2 separate regions of the Homo sapiens genome follow, and region 1 is linked to region 2. A link is a contact called in ENCODE Hi-C data. All regions are on one chromosome and are shown on one strand. Each heading gives the region's core, a stretch centred on a gene start or an enhancer-like site at or near the end of the contact. The rest is flanking DNA. Distances are from core to core; before and after follow the strand shown.

What was found. A loop is a pair of places that touch in the nucleus more often than their neighbours do. Pooled maps may share reads with other maps.
Region 1: a map of PC-3 shows a loop between it and region 2 (4-fold over the local background). The contact joins two enhancer-like sites. A Hi-C loop is called at or near these places in 2 of 168 maps with a recorded cell type or tissue (GM12878 and PC-3), 4 of 37 single-sample maps with no recorded cell type and 9 of 50 pooled maps.

The regions. Positions count from the first base shown.
Region 1 is chr7:106,175,293-106,179,538 of GRCh38, forward strand. No RefSeq gene overlaps it. Among named protein-coding and RNA genes, the nearest start is that of SYPL1, 65 kb to the left of the region's middle. RefSeq lists a silencer at 1,453-1,592. Within about 2 kb of position 1,584, at least 9 of the 41 ENCODE cell types and tissues checked have a DNase peak (open chromatin) inside an H3K27ac peak, as active enhancers do.
Region 2 is chr7:106,343,577-106,347,813 of GRCh38, forward strand. No RefSeq gene overlaps it. Among named protein-coding and RNA genes, the nearest start is that of NAMPT-AS1, 60 kb to the left of the region's middle. RefSeq lists an enhancer at 2,561-3,760. Within about 2 kb of position 2,460, at least 4 of the 41 ENCODE cell types and tissues checked have a DNase peak (open chromatin) inside an H3K27ac peak, as active enhancers do.

The sequences.
Region 1 (4,246 bases), core at 334-2,833, 170 kb before region 2:
GTTTTATCAGTGTACACTGGCTGAATGCCAGCCCTGCACACACACGTACACATATACACAACAGAAATTTCTATCATTATGTTGTTTTACAAAAATGGAGCAATATTATGAACACTTTTACCCTATATTTTTAATGATTGTTTTCCACACAGTACCTCATTCCTTAAATTTCAACTCCAATATGGCTCTATTCATTCCATTTAATTGCTGTATAAAGCCATATTGAATGGGCTAGATCTATCAGTGTTTATTCAACAGTACCCTATTAATGGCCTTTTTCTTTGTACTGGTGTTTTTGCTACTGGGAACAATGCTGCAATTAGCATTCTTGTGCAAATATTGATGTGTCCTGGTGCTTTTATCTTGAGAGCATCAAGTCCCCAGAATGGAGCAGGTGGATTGATTGAGTGGTAAATTTTGTTAGATGACGTCAGATAGCTTTTCAAAGTTCAGTAACAATTTATATTTTTTGCCATCAAGATTTAAAGAAATCCTTTCCCCTACATCCCACTCAGCTATAAGTAAGTGGCTTTCTGATTTTTGCCAGTAAGTATAGGTATACAATAATGATCTGCATTTCCCAAACTGCTAGTGAGCTGAACACTTTTTCATGTCTTGGCTACTTGGATCTTCTCTCCATGTCTTTGCTCATTTCTCCATTGCGTTTTTTATATCCTTGTCAATATGTAGAACCTTTTTTTGCATATTGTAGGTATGAATCCTATGCCTACATTGAAATACTTTTTTTCTTAATCTACTATATGTCTATTGTTTTGGCGTAGGTTATCACTGCCCTAGCAAATGCTATCATGAGTTTAGGAGTGTGCTGCATCTTTCTCATGTATTTCTTTATATCTCTCTCCCCCTTCCCTCCCTCTGTTCTCCTCCCTTTCCTCTTCTTTCCCATTTCTTTCTCTCTCTGTGCCTGTTTTCCTTCCTTTCTGTGTCTTCCTCAGGATCTCCTTTTTTCTACCTCCTGCTCTGTCTGCTTCCTTTCATCTACTCCTTACCTCCTTGCTTCTCCAGCTCCATGGGAATACTCATTTTCAGTGCAGAGAGCACAGTGTTTTTCTGCTTGTGTCACTTACAAAACCAAGTCAGACCGAAGAGGTATTGCAGAGCAGCCCAGTAAGGGGTTAAAGCAGTATGTTTTCAAAATCGGCTGAATGTAAGTTCCTTTGGGAAGGTTTTTCTTTTTATATGGATCCCCCAGACCCATCCTCAGAGGTTTTGATTCTGTAGGTCTGGATGGGTGTCAGTGGGTATTTATTTCCAAATCTATCCAGGTGATTGCAGTACCTGGCCATCTGTGGGTGAGTGCTGGCTCAGGGAAGTTGGACATGTGCTCCCCAGTGTGGGGGTAGCTTGCTTGGGTGACTGGACAACACAGGTTATTGCAGTCTTAGATAATTGGCTTCCACAACCACCCAGCTCAGCACAAGACAGCAGGGAGGGGTTCCAGCGGAGTAGAGACAATGGTGAAGTCGTGGTCTTCTGGCCGGATTCTGCATCTCAAATGGCAGCTTTGCATGAATGCAGCCGCAGTGTGGCAAATGGGCACAGGGGGGCAGTGTGGCCCCACGTGGCTCCGAAGCCCTCTGATTCTGCATGAGGCCTGACCCGGGCTGGAATGCCGGCTCCAGGAAAGCTGTGAGCTGGTGAAGGGCTCTCCCACTGCCTTCTTCCCCTTCCACTCTTAGTCCCTGTCCCACAGAACCTGGCTTTCAGATGATTAAAGTTCATCCACCATTTACTGAGCATGAATTATCTCATGTCGAACACTGTCCTGGGTTATTTCATTTAATCTTCATAACAATCCAAGAAAGGCATATGATTTCCACCCTACGCAGAGGAAGCTGCAGTTTGGGGAAGTTAATTAGTTTCCCAGTGATGGCAGAGCCAGGATTGAGACCAAAGCCTGTCTGACTCCAACCCCAGTTGAGTGGAATTCTTTGCATTCAGTAACTGCTGCTCAATACAGGTAACAAATAGTTGATTCTGAACATATTAGGTGCTAATTTACCAGTTAATTTATTCATGCACGCTGATTGTTTCCCCTTTCTTCCTTCTTTAAAGAGATCAGTAAGAATAACCGAGTTAGCTAAGAAAGCTCAAAGCCCGAGGTCTGTTTGGATTTTAACAGGAGACTCTGAAGAAACAAAGAATGAAATAGCTGATGGTGAAATAGTGGCCATGGGGTTGGCTTCTCCATTCAACTAGGCCAGGGTATCACACTAAGAGTCTGCAGATCAAATGCAGGATTTTATTTGGCTAACATGATGTTATTTAAAAACCTAAATTCCAGTGGTTTTGTTGTTTATTTAGAGACAGAGTCTCCTTCTGTCGCCCAGGCTATTCCAGTGGTTTTAGGTGGGACATCTGCTTTGCAGTTTATCACAATCCCACCCTTCCCCTTTCTGTACATCTTTCTGCTTTGCTCGTTGATGCTACCTGCCTGGCATCCGCTAACAGCAGTGCCGGGCTGACGGGTCCTGTCACACTCCTGCAAGATGAGAACTGGCTTTGGGCCCTGCTCTGTCTCTTTCCCTTGCTCCACTTCCCTCCCAGGTGCTTCCCTCCCAGGTGCCATCATTGGCCCTCACACCTGTGTTGGGTGCGTCAGTCAGTCTGCTCTGCTGCTTCTAGCACCCAGATCAGTCCCAGGTTCGCCAGGGCTAAATTTAACCTGCAGCTGCTTCATCAGATGCTCGGGTATTTTCAGCCCTAGGAGCCTCGGGTGGCTGAGCTGAAAGTAGCTGAGGACTGCTGGCCAGGGCTTACGTCCAGTGTTGTGGATTGAAATTAGCATCCAGGTTGGTCCAAGGTCTTGGCTACCCCCCACACTGTGCTTCCATTTTTCTTAACTGAAGATGAGGAGAAGAGAGAGAAGGCAAGAACTGGCAGAGAATAAGACAACACAAAATAGATCCTGGGATCCCTCTGAATTTGCTCCATCATTCCTCCCTTCTCCACAGCCAGGAATGCCCCTCTGGTTGGTGGCCTAGCAGAGGGTACAGTCTGCATCACACAGTGAAGTGCTGCCAGCTGGCCTGTTCTCTCCCAAGCCACTGTTTTGGGGAGCCACCAGCCTTGCTCTGAGCTCCAGCGTTCATGTGTCTGTCATTCAGTGTCCTTTCCTGACATGGGCATTCACCAACAGGACTATGTTCCCCAAAGCCTTGGCCCATGACCTCTGAAAGTTCCCTGCTGATGTGTGCTGTGGAGTCGATAGTCCCTCTGGCCAAGCAAGCAGATGCGTGTGCAAAACTGCAGGCTGTCAGTGGCATTTACAAAGAGAAGAGGAATGTGGGTCCAGAGATGGGGCAGGCGGCCTTGAGGGGAGGAGAGGAGAGGAGATGCATGTGGAGGGGGGTTGTAGCCCCTAGGTCCTGGGGCCCTGGGATGGAGGAGGTGCCTGCCTGGGCATGAACCATCCTGCCTATCCTCAGCTGATGTCCTTGGCAACAGGCTGTCAGCCATCATCAAACCTCCTGTGAAGCCAAGTGAAGCAAAGTCCTCCCTTTCTCCCTAAATCCTACATGTCCAAGGCAGGAGATGTTCCCCTGACTACTACTTTAGTAGGTGCCCAGTGGGTGGCACCTCTAGCCCACAGCTCCAACACTAGAAGGGCTGTAGGGATCCTTTGTTTGGATCTGCTCATGTTACAGACAGGCAAGCTGTAGCCCTCAGAGGTTGTAAGTTTCATGGCTGGAACCCTGACCTCCTGATATGAGTCCTCAGCACCCTTCTCTCTTTCACGCCAATATTCACAATACCTAACAATCAGGATTCTGTACCAGGCACTATTTCATTTTATTTGTTTGAGACAGGGCCTCGCTCTGTCACCCAGGCTGGAGTGTGGTGGCATGATCACAGCTCACTTCAGCCTCAACTTCCCTGGGCTCAATCGATCCTCCTGCTTCAGCCTTCTGGGTAGCTGGGACTAGAGGCACATGCCACCATGCCTGGCTAATTTTCCATTTTTTGTAGATACGAGGTCCCACTATGTTGCCAGGGTGGGCTCCAACTCCTGGGTGCAAGCGATCCCTGCCTTGACCTCCCAAAGTGCTGAAATTATAGGTGTGAGCCACTGTGTTGGGCCCACCAGGCACTATTGTAAACACTTCTCAGGTATTAACTCATTTAGACCTTGTGTGAGGTAGGCACTGCTATCATCCCCATTTCACAGATGAGGACGCTGAGACTCAGAGAGGTAAGTGACTTGCCCAAGGTCCTGCAGGAATTG
Region 2 (4,237 bases), core at 1,210-3,709:
CTTCAGATGATCACGAATAGTAAGAGGTGAAGATCATGCAGGCATCCTAGAGCCTGACTGTGACAGGGTAGTATATGCCTATATTCCTCCCTCAATATTTTCCTGTTTTCCTACTCTGCCTGTTTGGCAAGGACACAGTGGCTCCTAACCTCTCTACTCTTAATCTCTTCATTGTGTTTTCTTGATATTTCTCAAGATTCCTACATATATTGAGTCATACAGAATGTAAAACCAACAGTTTTTAAAATTAATCAATTTTAGCAGTTTTTAAGCTTTCAGAGCTGTCCACTTCATCCTAACACTTTAGGAGTTGGTGGCCATCCCATGATCTCCTTCACGTTTATGTAATGTTCTATCTGCCTGCTCACAGTCTGTATCTCATCCTGGAGAGTCCTTATTTGTAAAGCATATCTGTCTTCTTGTACTTATCCTTCTGGTCTCTTCATGGATCTACTACCCTTTCTAGTGCTTTACCTATGTCATCACAAAGATTCCAGAATGAAGTCTCCTTCCTTCAAGATGGCAACCCTGGAGCATGGTTTTATTTGAGCCTGAGCTGGAATTGCAAAATTAGGCAGCTTGGCAGGAGAAAGCTAGAGCCAGGCATCAGTGGACCCCAACCTCTGAAGAAACCAACGCTTTTACAAACAGCTCCCTTCTGTAATGTCATGGGAGAGTAATTTTTTGCTTTTATAGGGTTTCTTCAGACAGAAGTACCACACAAAGATTATACAAGGATCTATGCTTTTCCATGTGGGGGTTTGATACATTAATGAGAATTTGACAAATCCTGACCACTCTGCCATCTGTGGGCCTCATTCTGTTCCTACTTCTGTGATGCTTTCCATCTGTTCTGAGACAGAGGAACTCGTTCCACTGACATAGGCAATACTCCTAACCCTACCAGCTGTCTTACAAGGGTGTGTTGCTGCTCACTGGAGAAAATGAAAGAAAAGGTATATATTCAACAAAAATCCTGCCAGAAACAATTCACATTCTTCCGTACAGGTAGCTTACAAAGGGGCACAATATGGGATGGGTTTATATTAATCATATCTCATACTTTTCATGAGGTTATGTCATCTTACTGCTCAGAAACCTCCAATAGCTCTCACGACTTAATCAAACTCCTTATCTTAGCATTGTAGGCCTTCCGGCTGTCATTCAGGCTTCATGGCACTTTATTAATACAATATTCCTTTCCCTTCCCCGCTACATGTCACCTATACTTTAGCCAAATGGGACCACATACTATTGTTCTAACCTGCTCCATAAATTTCTGCCTCCATGCTTTTAGAAATTGTATTCTCTGCATTCTAAATGTTTTCCTGTCATGTTGACCATAGAAGTGCTTCCCTTCCCTGAGATCTGTGGTAAGTGCTACCTCACTTATGACACCCTTCCTGATTTCCTCTATCTAGTGATCTCACTTCCCCATGGACTCTGAGAGCACTTTAGTGGTAACGTGTTTATAGACTTACCACATTCTTCCGGATATTTGAGCTGTTACTGTAACAGAGTCACGATGCTTACTTCCGCACTTGATGTTTTCCAAAATATTGATGGCTGAGAGTGAGAACAATCTGTTTTAATTCTGCCAGTGATTATTAAATTTATCTTTGAAGAAGGGTAGATCTTTGAGTTTTGGAGAAGAATAAGACTTAAGGGAGTTTTAGATTATACAAATGAAAGATAATCTTTTGGAATACAGAGACTCTGGTCCAATGTTTCTCAATTTGGTTTCCACAAAACCTTAAAGTTCAATATGTCATCACTAGGGGTTTGTAAGAGATTTTGATTTAAAACCTAGACATCAACTTTCGAAGTTTGCATACTTTGAGGATAGATAGTGGCTAAGCAGACATGTCAGCAATTTCATTCGGGGTCTTTCAGCCCCATTGTGGCAGTGTGCAATAGGATTGTATTTGTTTGTGCCCAGTTTGGTTTATGATGCAAGCTATGGGAGGTTACTGGTAACTGATGAGTGCTATATTGCACAGACGAGAGGGGTGGTAAATGGATGACATGAGTTTTTCCTTCTCTAACTATTTCCCCTAAACTCCCCTTATGCACTACAGGATGACTCACAGGACCAAACAAGCTTTGCTAGTATAACTAAAAATGAGGGGAAATTTAATTTTCATTCTAAAGGCTCAGCTGCACCCTGCCCCACCTCCTGCCCCCAGTTTTGTTGTGGTTACAAACATGGCAAAACATAGGTTGAAAAAGACTAAAAGTGATTTCTCCAGTGATTGATGAGTTTGGGGGGATTTTTAAATTTTACTATGCTCTTATGTTTTACACTTAACTCATGTTTGTATTTTATAAACATGTTTGATAACCCAATGTGGTAATTTTTGAAGGTGAGATGTGAGATGGAAGAGGAAAATTTTAGGCCTGGGGATAACCCTGATAAGGGTAGTGATGATGAATTATAACCTTCTGAGTCATTTTCCTGTGTGATTGGAACAAAGGACACAGAAAAAGTCCATCTTTATGATGAAAGACCCTTACCAAGGAGCTTCTATAGGCTGATTATCCAAATTTTCTTATTTTATTGAGAATCATCCATGTGAGGAGGCCAGCAAGATTTTTCTGTAAAGAGGCAGGTGGCAAATATTTTAGGTTTTTCAGATCACATGTAGTCTCTGTCACATATTCTTCTTTGTCTTTGTCTGCTTGTTTAAATGCTTTAAAAATGTAAAAGCCAATCTTAGCCCTGAGGGCTGTACCAAAGCAGGCCTCTGGTGAGGTTCGGCCCATGGGCTGTCATTTGCCAATCCCTGCTATGTCAAACAACTTAGAGATGTGGGAATGGCTCCAATAAAAAAAAAAAAAGAAAACCCAAACAAAACAAAAACCCTTAAATATAAGTCATAGGTATTCGAGAAGTAAAGATGCTGATTACTTTAAGCAGCTATTAGAATCTTAAAACAAACAGTAACTCTTGTTAAAAACACACAAACACACAAACAAACAAGAAACAGGTACATTCAGTGAAAAGGACCAGGGAGCAAGTTATTTAGTAGCAGAACTTACTGTCTTAAACAGGAAAAGTCACACAGTTGGTAAGGCTAACAATGTGATCATGTAAAATTACTGTGAATCAAAGGCTAGGAAAAGATGCACTACAAGAAACTGAAAAGGTTCCACAGCCTCAAACAGTGTCATATGGTGAAGTATTGATGACACGTCACACAACTTTGAAGAGGTTTTGTGACATACCCTGAAAAACCGCAGCTTCCTTTTCTAGGTTGATGAGTCAGGGGATTTCACCAATAAATGTCATACTTAGCATTTGTAAGATTTGCAAGTAATTGTGAAATTCAAGAAAACAAAGAGTGGCCCATAACAAGGAAAGGCCAAGATATAATTAATGTTTGGCCTTCATATCTATAAACAAAAGGTCTAAGAACTACATTGACATGAACACTGATAGTGCTCTGTCAAATTTGGTTCTATGAGAGCTTTTGCATCTTATTAAATGAAAAAAGTTTCTCACATTTTCACAACACATTGGCTTCTTCAAAGAGAATGTCAAACATTCTTGGAGATGAAATGAAAGTTTTAGATAATATTACAAAATGGCTATCTTTGTTATATAAAGGCTAACTTGAGAATACTTTTAAAACTGAAAAGGTGTCGATAAAGGCCACAGAAATATCCTGCTATACACAGAAATTTGGTGGCTCAGCAGAGGAAGCATTTTCAACAGGGTGTTTGAGCTAAAAGATGAAATTCAAAAGTACTTTCAATATCATACTGGGCAAGTTTCGTTAAGTGTTTTGATGAACAATGGCTACAAAAAGTTGCCTTCTCAGCGGACATTTTTCATTATGTGAACAAGTCTCTGCAAGGCCCTGGAGAAAATGTTTTGACTTTGAGTGACAAGATTCTTGAATTTAAAAGGTAACTGAGAGGGACTTCCGATTCAAGTGATGATGGAATAAGACCCTTGTGAAAAATTCCCTTGCAGTAAAACAACTATAAAACCTAAACATAAAGCAAAAAGCAACTACTTGAAGGCACTAGAGAGAGAACAGAAGCAGAAAGACATTGGCAAAGAATAAATATTTGGAAGAGGAAGCAGTATGAAGTAAGTGCCCTGTGTCTGTGGCTTCTAGCCTTGGTCTCAGTGCAACCCACTGAGTGTGCACAGTGGCAGTGTGGTAGAAGCATCAGTAGAAAACCCACCATCTCTCTGGTAGGGGAATCCATGGCTGATGGAGAGAGTTGG